2 separate regions of the Homo sapiens genome follow, and region 1 is linked to region 2. Evidence: chromatin contacts called from ENCODE Hi-C or POLR2A ChIA-PET data. All regions are on one chromosome and are shown on one strand. Each heading gives the region's core, a stretch centred on a gene start or an enhancer-like site at or near the end of the contact. The rest is flanking DNA. Distances are from core to core; before and after follow the strand shown.

Region 1 (4,748 bases), core at 616-3,115, 260 kb before region 2:
GTCCTCACATCCTGCCCAAACACATGCAGACTAGGATGCAGCAGGCTAGCAGCTCTGCTCAACACGCCTCCAAATGGGTGTGAAAGGCCGGCGGGGCTGGGGACGCAGGAGTGTTCATATTTTCAAGTGGCTGCTGCCCATGAATCACCAACTTCATTTTGTGCTCTCAGCTCTGCGAAGGCATCATTTCCACCCAGACTCACATGGAGCTGGCGGCCAGAGCCTCTTAGTGGGGCTATAAATAGCAGATCATCAACTCACCTCCTCTGAGCTCATCACAGGCTCCTCGGTTTACTGTGCGTCTTCCAGCTGCCTGCACGTCACTGTCACTCAGATTTCCCAGATGAAACCTGGCTGAGAGACTCAGGGCATGCTTTAGGTGGCTGCAGGGTTTTGGTTTCCAGAGCTGTTTAGGGTGACAGTGAGTGCAACAGCAGACTTTTGAAGCACTTGACATTTAAGACGTCATCATTATAATCTCAGGTCTCTGTGCTCCTCTCCAATTAAATGCAGTAGGAAGGGTCTGTCATTTCTCTATGAGTCCTAGAAACCAAAGGCAAAGGACTCACCAAACACACACCCAGAGAAAGCCATACGGAATGGGTAGCAGCAAATGAAAGGCTTCATGCTGGCTGGGCATGGTGGCTCACACCTGTAATCCCAGCACTTTGGGAGGCTGAGGCCGGTGGATCACTTGAGGTCAGGAGTTCAAGACCAGCCTGGCCAACATGGTGAAACCCCATCTCTCTTAAAATACAAAATATTAGCTGGGCGTGGTGGCGTGCATCTGTAAGCTCAGCTACTCGGGAGGCTGAAGCACAACAATCGCTTGAACCTGGGAGGCAGAGGTTGCAGTGAGCCAAAATCATGCCACTGCACTCCAGCCTGGGCAACAGAGCAAAACTCTGTATAAAAAAAAAAAAAGGCTTCATGTCTTCCTGTGGACTTTCTTCCTTGCACTCTGAATGAAATACTTTATGGCTCCCTGGCTTCAGAAGTGAGATTGCATTTTTTAGTATTACCCTTAGAGCTTCCATACAGAGTCTCTCCTTGTGTCAGGCACTGTGTCCAGCCTCTGCATGCAGCATCTCATCGAGTCACCACAAAGCCATATTGAGTTAACTGCTGGCAACATTTTCTTTCTATAGGTGAGGAGGCTGTTGCTCACAGAGGACAGGTGACTCAGCCAGAGCCACAGAGTCAGGATTTCAATCCAGGGCTGCTGGATTACAGAGCCCAGTCTCTGAATCACCAGCCTTTCTGACTCCTGCAGAAGAGGGCTATGTTTGTGTCCATGCATGTGCCTACGTATCTTTGACTGAGAGATGTGAATGACAGTTTCCCTTCCCAGTTCCACATACTCCATGACTGTAAGTAGGAGCCAGGTGCTCACAGATTCACCATCCCCCAAGTCCCAGGCCCCTTTGTCACCTGGAATGTCCCATGTCATCATCTCCCAAATCTGATTTTCTTCTAAGGTTGCCTTGCAGGCCGGGCACCAGTCTCCAGGCAGCTCTCCTGGCCCAGTTTGATGGTCTTCTTCATGTTTTCCTCCCTTCAGCCCCTTAAACAGGCAGAGGCCAGGTGGGGCTCGCCTCAGGGTAGCATCCCCATCTATTTCCCCTCTCTCCCTAGACTCCCAGCCCCATATTTGGGGTCTGGTCCCCTTTAGCAGCCTGTCACAATGACCTCTGCACCTGTGGAATGTTTTGAGAATGCAGATTCCTAGTTCCCTCCCCAAACCACCTGAAACAAAATCTTGAAGGGCAGAGGCTGGGGTGTGGATTTTTTTTTTTGAGACGGAGTTTTGCTCTCCTTGCCCAGGCTGGAGTGCAATGGCACAATCTCGGCTCACCGCGACCTCCACCTCCCGGGTTCAAGTGATTCTTCTGCCTCAGCCTCACGAGTAGCTGGGATTACAGGCATGTGCCACCACGCCTGGCTAATTTTGTATTTTTAGCAGAGATAGGGTTTCTCCATGTTGGTCAGGTTGGTCTCAAACTCCCGACCTCAGATAATCCACCCGCCTCGGCCTCTCAAAGTGCTGGGATTACAGGCGTGAGCCACTGTGCCTGGCCTGGGGTGTGGATTTTTACAAAGGTCTCCCAGTGATCTGATCTAGAGCCCCCTGGACTCTAGCCTCTCCCTCTCTGAACCTTCTGAGCTACAGCTATCAACTTAATTTTCCTTTTTTTTTTTCTTTTGACACAGGGTCTCACTCTGTTGCCCAGGCTGGAGTGCAGTGGCGCAATCTCAGTTCACTGCAACTTCCGTTCCCTGCAACCTCCAGCTCCCGCGTTCAAGCGATTCTCCTGCCTCGGCCTCCCAAGTAGCTGGGACTACAGGTGCCTGCCACCACACCCAGCTAATTTTTGTATTTTTATTTATTTATTTTTCTGAGACAGGGTCTCGCTCTGTCACCCAGGCTGGAGTGCAGTGGTGCAATCTTGGCTCACTGTAACCTCTGCCTCCTGAGTTCAAGCAATTCTCCTGCCGCAGCTTCCCAAGTAACTGGGACTACAGGCGCCTAACACTACGCACGACTAATTTTTGTATTTTTAGTAGAGATGGGGTTTGGCCATGTTGGCCAGGCTGGTTTTGAACTCCTGACCTCAGGTGATCCACCTGCCTCGGCCTCCTAAAGTGCTGGGATAACAGGTGTGAGCCACTCCTCCCGGCCAACTTAATTTTCTGAAAGCACAGTTTGTCTCATGTTACTCTCCTGCTCAAAATCCTTGGGTGGCTCCCAATGCCTGCAGAAAAATCCAAAGACCTTGGTGTGGCATTCAAAGCCCTATCCATCTGGTCTACTCACTCGTCTGCTAACTTTTCCCTGTCACGGGCTCCCAGCCTGGCTTTCCCGCCTTAGCTTGTCTGGACTTTCTGTATCAGGGCACAGTGGAGCACACTGAAATGGCAGCAATCCTTCCCTAAGACTGTGAGCCCTTCTATAAGAGGAATGACTGCTAAAGTGTCCTCATAATTTGAGAGCCTTGTGTGCAGCTTTACATGAGGGGGTTTTGTGTGGCCTGCAGATGAAAGGAGATCCACCAGCAGATGCAACACAATAGCACTAATGTGTCAACACAGGAGAGTAGAGAAGTGGGGCTCATGCTGAATTCCAAAGAGATGATATTTCAGCGTTCCCCTTGCTTTTTATTCATGCACAGGAGATGGACCAGACCTTCAAGCACTGGGGCAAGGGCCGTGCTGCCAAGCGCCTCTCCAGCTTTTCCATCCCCATTCCAAAACAAAAGCAGAGAGACATATTTGGGTCTGGTTGCTGTTGTTCAAAAGGTCAAGAGTGTTTTACCGATACCATTAAACAATGTGTGTGCTCGGCGTGGTGGCTCACGCCTGTAATTCTAGCACTTTGGGAGGCCGAGACAAGTGGATCAACTGCGGTCAGGAGATCAAGAGCAGCCCAGCCAACATGGTGAAACCCTGTCTCCACTAAAAATACAAAAATTAGCCTGATGTTATGGTGCATGCCTGTAGTCCCAGCTACTCGGGAGGCTGAGGCAGGAGAATTGCTTGAACCTGGGAGGCAGAGGTTGCCGTGAGCCGAGATCGTGCCACTGCATTCCAGCCTGGCGACAAAACGAGACTCTGTCTCAAAAAAAAAAAAGAAAAACAAACAAACAAAAACAAAACGAAGTGTGTGTTTAGACTTTGATCCACTTCCCATAAAGAAACATCTACCACAAAGCAAAACAAAAAGCAACTGTGTTGACTGAAAGCAAGATTTCAGAACAGGGCCTGGAAAGTGTCCCCCGAAAATGCTTCAGAGTGAAAACTTACACGAAAGAACTTCTGGTTAAACGTGGCAGAGGAGTCTCTTGTGAATTGTGAATCTCTGCTCCCTCCCAAGCCCTACCAAATACAACAATACAGGAGTAAAAAAGAGTTAAAAAAAAAAAAACAAAAACCCGACAAGGTCTCTGAGAATAGAAGAGGAGGCAGCAGCAGACGGAGGATGTCACCACATTTTCGTAAGGTGGGAAGCAGAGGAAGGAGTGGTGAGTCACACAGAGGCATGGAGGGAGCTGAGGCCTGATCCCACAGAGGGGAGGAGAGAGGCAGGTGGAACTGCTGGGAGACAGAGGACCGCGCTGTGAATGGCAGGAGTGTGGTGCCTGCCTGAGAGCCAGGTGAGAGGCCCAGGTGGGCAGTGGGCTGTCTGCTCCTGCCCACTCCTGAAGGAGACCTGAGGTTTACTCCCTGGGGAATTTGGATCAGCACATCAGGTACTGTGAAGAGCAGGTATGGGGTGCAGAACTGGAAATATGGGGAACAAAAGGAAATCTAGATACTAAAAGGTAAACTCTCAGCCCCTTTTCCTCACCCTGTTTCTAGATAACCTAGGAGCCAGGCACATTTCTCACCCCTTCACCCCACCCCAACCCACCCCCTACTCCACGACCACCACCTGAAAATGAAAGAACCTTTTTCTGTAGAAATTGAGCAGGCTCAAAGGGAAGACCTTTAGATACAGGCATTTGGGGCCCTCAATGAAAGAGCAGCTCAGGGACAACCACGCCGCGCAGGGAAGTCCCCCATTAGTCAAGCTCTACCCAAGCAGGTTGGCCATCCATCTAGTCATCTCTTCAGCACATAATCCTTTAATATGATCAGAGAGAAGAAGAAAACTTTTAAAAATGCTATAAAATCCTCAGGGAGATAAAATAAGATTTATATTTCAAGGTTCATTTTCATGAACTGGCAGAAAACCAGGGATAAAGAAAAGA
Region 2 (4,490 bases), core at 324-2,823:
TCCACGCCCGGCCCCAAAATCTGTTTTAAAAGCAGACATTTCTTGGTGATTCTAATAAAGGGGGTTCTCAGACATATTTGGAAAAATATATCCCTACTTTTATGCCAGACCCTGTGCTGGGTCCCCGGGCTGTGTGACCTGACACTGCACAGTCCTGCTTAGAATGCTTAAAGAGAGTTAATAAGGTACCACCTTCTATGCCATAGGCGGGGAGCAAAGGGGCTCCAGTGGGCCCTGCCTAGGAGGCCTGAAGCTAGAGCTGCTGAGGGCAGGGCTGTGCTGCAAAGAAAATGTCTGAGAGCTGCAGGCGTTTCATCTTCTGTCATCAGCTGTGGCACCTGGCAGACACTGGATAGGCTTGTAGACAAAGACCTGGTAACTCAAGGAGCTGCTTGGCCTTCCTGCCCAGTCCCATCCCAGAGGCACTGTACATCTCTGGTTTCTTCAGGGGGCCCTGTGTGGAAGTATCTTTTGTCTTCCTGGTGTCAGGGATATCATCACGTGCCTGTTGGCTAGGCGAGCCCGGCGCCCAGTCTCCTAGGATGGGGAGAGTAATGTTCCCGAGCAGAACAGGGTGGGGCTTTCAGACTACTCCCTTTCCTTTACAGCTGGCTTCATTCCATCGACCTCATCAAAGCCTTCCTGGGAGCACCCTAGAGAAGAGTTACGTCCAGGCCGGGCCCTGGCTGCCTGGTTCACGGCGGAATCCCCAGCACCACGCCTCGCACGTCGGGCTCAAAGCATGTTTAGTGAAGGAGTAGGTACCTACTGCTAGATGGAGCCATCTCTCTAGACTTGGGGTTTCCCTATAACGATGGCTATGTTTGGCATGGAAGCCTCTTTAGAAGTCAATAGTAGGAAATAAGGGCTAACAGCACCTAATTGTGGAGTAAGGTTCAAATCCTAGCTCTGCCACTTAACCGTTCCGAACCTGTTCCCTCACTGCAGAGGCGAAAAGGCTAACACTATTTCACCTCGGAGGGTTACCGTGGAGAATGGAAGCTGGACAAGCTGTATCAGTTCAGTAGTAAAACACACACACACAAGCGCCCCACCCCCACCCCACCCCACCCCAGGAATGAACACACACACCCGCGCGCGCACATACACCTCAGGAATGAACACACGCGCGTACACACACACGCAGCCCCCCCCAGGAGTGAACACACACACACACGCCCCGTTCTGTTGTTCCCAGGAACACACACAGAGACGCACACACTCGCCCGGTTTTGTTTTTTCCAGGCTTTTTAACTGGGGTCTTTCACTCGGCTTAGGGCACCGCTGCCTGAAAGACCTTTCTAGGCCAGTCGGGGTCCGGCACCCAGTTGACGAGACAGCGCGGCGCTTTCAGAGCTGGGGAGAGGCGAAAACTCTTCCGGCCCCCCGATCCCCCGGCCAGCCGCCCCCGGCAGCTCCTTGCCGCCTCCCGGCCTGGGCCCGCCCAGCCGTTCTCGGCCTGCCGTCAGGCGATCTCGGCGGCCAGCCCAGCCGCGATGTGACGCCGCGCGCCCCGGGGTCCTCGGCGCCTGCGCCCTCTCCTATAAAGCAGACGCCGCGCCGCGCTGCGACGCTGTAGTGGCTTCGTCTTCGGTTTTTCTCTTCCTTCGCTAACGCCTCCCGGCTCTCGTCAGCCTCCCGCCGGCCGTCTCCTTAACACCGAACACCGTGAGTAGCCGCCCACTGAACTGGAAAGGGTCGTGGCTACCGGATTGCGTGCCGGCTGGCCTCACCGCTGCGGTTTGGGCCTGCCCGCGGCGGGCGGTGACTGGGCCTGGCCTTCTTTCGGGCCCGGTGGATCGCGTTGTCGACCCTGTTCTTCGGGAGACCCTACCAGGTTCCGTTCACCTGCCCCGCCCCCGACTCAGCGAGGCCTCCTCTGGCCGGGCGTCCTCACGGCGCTCCATAAGTGAGCCGAACCCCGGGCTGGGCCTTCTCTGCACCGGCCGAGCGTCAGCCGGCGCGGAGCTCGGCTGCAAGGCCCAGGCTGCGGCCGGGGGCCTCTCTTGGTCTTAAGCCTGCTGTCCCGGGGACCAGGGCGGGGGTGGCGGCGGGGTTGTGAATGGGGGTCCCTTGGCTGTCGTGAGCGTGGGCGTGTGTCGGTGTCTGGCTTTTGTTGTGGTCGGGAGGGAGAGCTGCGGTGGTGGTCTGAGGCCGCCCGGTTCTTGGCTCCCATCCTTTCTCCACCGTGTCTGGCGTCACTAGCTACCGGTCGGTCCTGGCTAACCGTGTGCGGGCGCCGGCTTTCTGCACATAGCCGCCTGCTCCATCTGAATATTTCTTAGCGTTGTTTTGCCATGACTTGGAGTCGTTGAGCAGATACCATCGTCAGAGTGGTGTGACTTGTAGGAGCCTTAACTGTGTATAACTTAACTCTAGGTATCTGGCTTTTAAAGAAATAGGACGTCTACCTGCTTTGATTCACTTTTAATGGAAACTTCACGTTTGGGTTTTAGGGACATGCATTTTTCCTTTAGAGCGTGACAGTAGAATGTATCCGTTTCATAGAACAATACCGTCTCCTCCACTGTGCAGTCTAAAAAGCAGTGTCAGAATTTCGGGTCACTTAAAGCGCAGGGGTTTTTTTTTCTATATGATGTGATAGAACCCGCTTTATGCTGGCCATGGAGAATTATTTACAAGTGCAGGAGCCTTTAGGCCTCTTTCTTTAGAATGGAATTGTTTTGAAAGCATTTCAAATAAATATTTCATCCATTATTACTTAAAAATTTTGCACTTTATTCTACTGTAACACTAAAACTTATCTTTGAGTTTAGTATTACCAAGTGCATCGAATTACAGATTAACCGATTGACCAGCTGCTATTTAGTAAGGTCTCAACTCCCTTAAGAGTAACCCAATCCACAAACTTGACTATGACTAAGCACTTATCTTGAGTTATTTGAAAGAAATATGAAACGGTCGTCTTGCTTTTAGAGTAATTTTAATCAACTGCATTGTTAGATTTGTGATTCTGCACTGTTCATTTCAGTACTATCTAATATAAAAATTACATGTTTAAATGTTTTATAATTAAAAATTGGGCTCAGGTTAAAATATTTTCTTTTGGAGATACCTTTTGTTGTGGTCTTGTCACAGGAAGGGTCCTCTACTCTGCATCCTTCTCCATTAAGCAGGGACAACTGCATTATTGGCAAGCGCTAAGCAACATGGAGAAGCAGACATGTTTGTGAATCGCAAAGTGAAATCTGATTCTCTCCAACTATGGATGAGTGAGAGTAGGATATTTCAGTGGCTGGTTTTAAAACATGCTTTACTTTTTTGCTTCCTTTGCCTAACAACCTGTTTGCTTTGGGGTTGGCGACAATTGTCTCAGAGAAGCTGAATGAATATTTTAACCGATGTAATGGGTCATAAGTCTTTGAACATAAAATGGGTGTGATGCATGTTTTAAATGCCAAATGATACACTTTTGGGAAAATATATGCGATTTGTAATACAACACACCTAGAAAACTTCAGAGGTGCCATAAGTTAATAGTGACATCACCGGATTATGAATACTTGAGAAGCATGGGCCTTTTAAAAGTTGTATGTGAGTTTTAAGAGGCCTTGAATTAATCTGTACCAGGTATTGCTATTCTTTTTGTTGTTGTTGTTTTCCTTGTTTGTATGTTTTCTTTTTTAAAAAAAGAATTTGAAGATGGTAAGAAATTGTTGGACTTTTAATTTTAAATGCCTTTTTTTTTTTTTTTGCCAGAACTCAAGTCCTTTGAAATTAAATGCTTAACTTTTTATGTAAGATTATATCTTTTTCCTAACGACTCATAATTAATCTGAATTAATAAATGCGTTTTCAGAGCAAGTAATAGGTTATTATTATGGAGATCTTGCCAAGAGATCTCAAAGTTGGTCACCTGGACAGTCAGTACTGAAAGATAAAAAGGGCTCTGAAATGAAGCTTTTAAGTAGATTTAGGGAATTGTACTCACATCTGCTTATCTTTAAATCATTTTATTCTCTTGTATATGGTCTTGCATTGCCTCAGACATAAATGAGCATATTCTGATGTACTCTTTGGATCTGAACTCATCTTCACAGGTAGGACTCACTGTGGGGAAAATTTCTATCTTATTTAGTAGCGTTGTTTGTTTTGGACTGACCTTCCTCAGGTTCGCATGTAGTTAATTGTGGCAGTTAACTGTTCAGATGGAGTCCAGTATTCAGTGGGAGACGAAAGGCAGGCAGAAAGCAAATACAAATATGTATGTTTTATTAAATTTATACCAATAGTGAGTTCAGTAGGGCAGGCCTTAAAAGCTTCTGTTCCTAGTAGTTATACTTTGAAAAAATTTTAATAGAAATACTCGGAGACTAACTTGTGAATAACTGCTTACAACAGTGCTTTACAGGGTTATGTATTGTAGGTTCTTAGAACTTTGTGGTCAATAAGTTAGAGCCTTCTGATGGACTGTAGTTGATGAAATGTCATGTAGAACTCTCTCTCTTAAATTTTATATTTAATGTCCT

The links. A loop is a pair of places that touch in the nucleus more often than their neighbours do. ChIA-PET counts read pairs that join two places held with the same protein, here RNA polymerase II (POLR2A). Pooled maps may share reads with other maps.
Region 1: a loop to region 2 is called in a map of mammary epithelial cell, with 3 times the contacts of the local background. The contact joins the promoter of LINC02999 here to the promoter of SKP1 in region 2. A Hi-C loop is called at or near these places in 1 of 168 maps with a recorded cell type or tissue (mammary epithelial cell) and 5 of 50 pooled maps. POLR2A ChIA-PET finds 5 or more read pairs at or near these places in 6 of 52 experiments (A549, AG04450, H1 and 2 more).

What each region holds. Positions count from the first base shown.
Region 1 is chr5:134,432,164-134,436,911 of GRCh38, reverse strand. LINC02999 (long intergenic non-protein coding RNA 2999) reads left to right here and starts at 1,865. Exons shown (of 3, transcript NR_105044.1): 1 at 1,865-1,922. RefSeq lists enhancers at 1-77, 1-694.
Region 2 is chr5:134,174,033-134,178,522 of GRCh38, reverse strand. SKP1 (S-phase kinase associated protein 1) reads left to right here and starts at 1,573. Exons shown (of 6, transcript NM_170679.3): 1 at 1,573-1,668. RefSeq lists enhancers at 155-669, 1,573-1,822, 1,913-2,192 and a silencer at 1,343-1,422.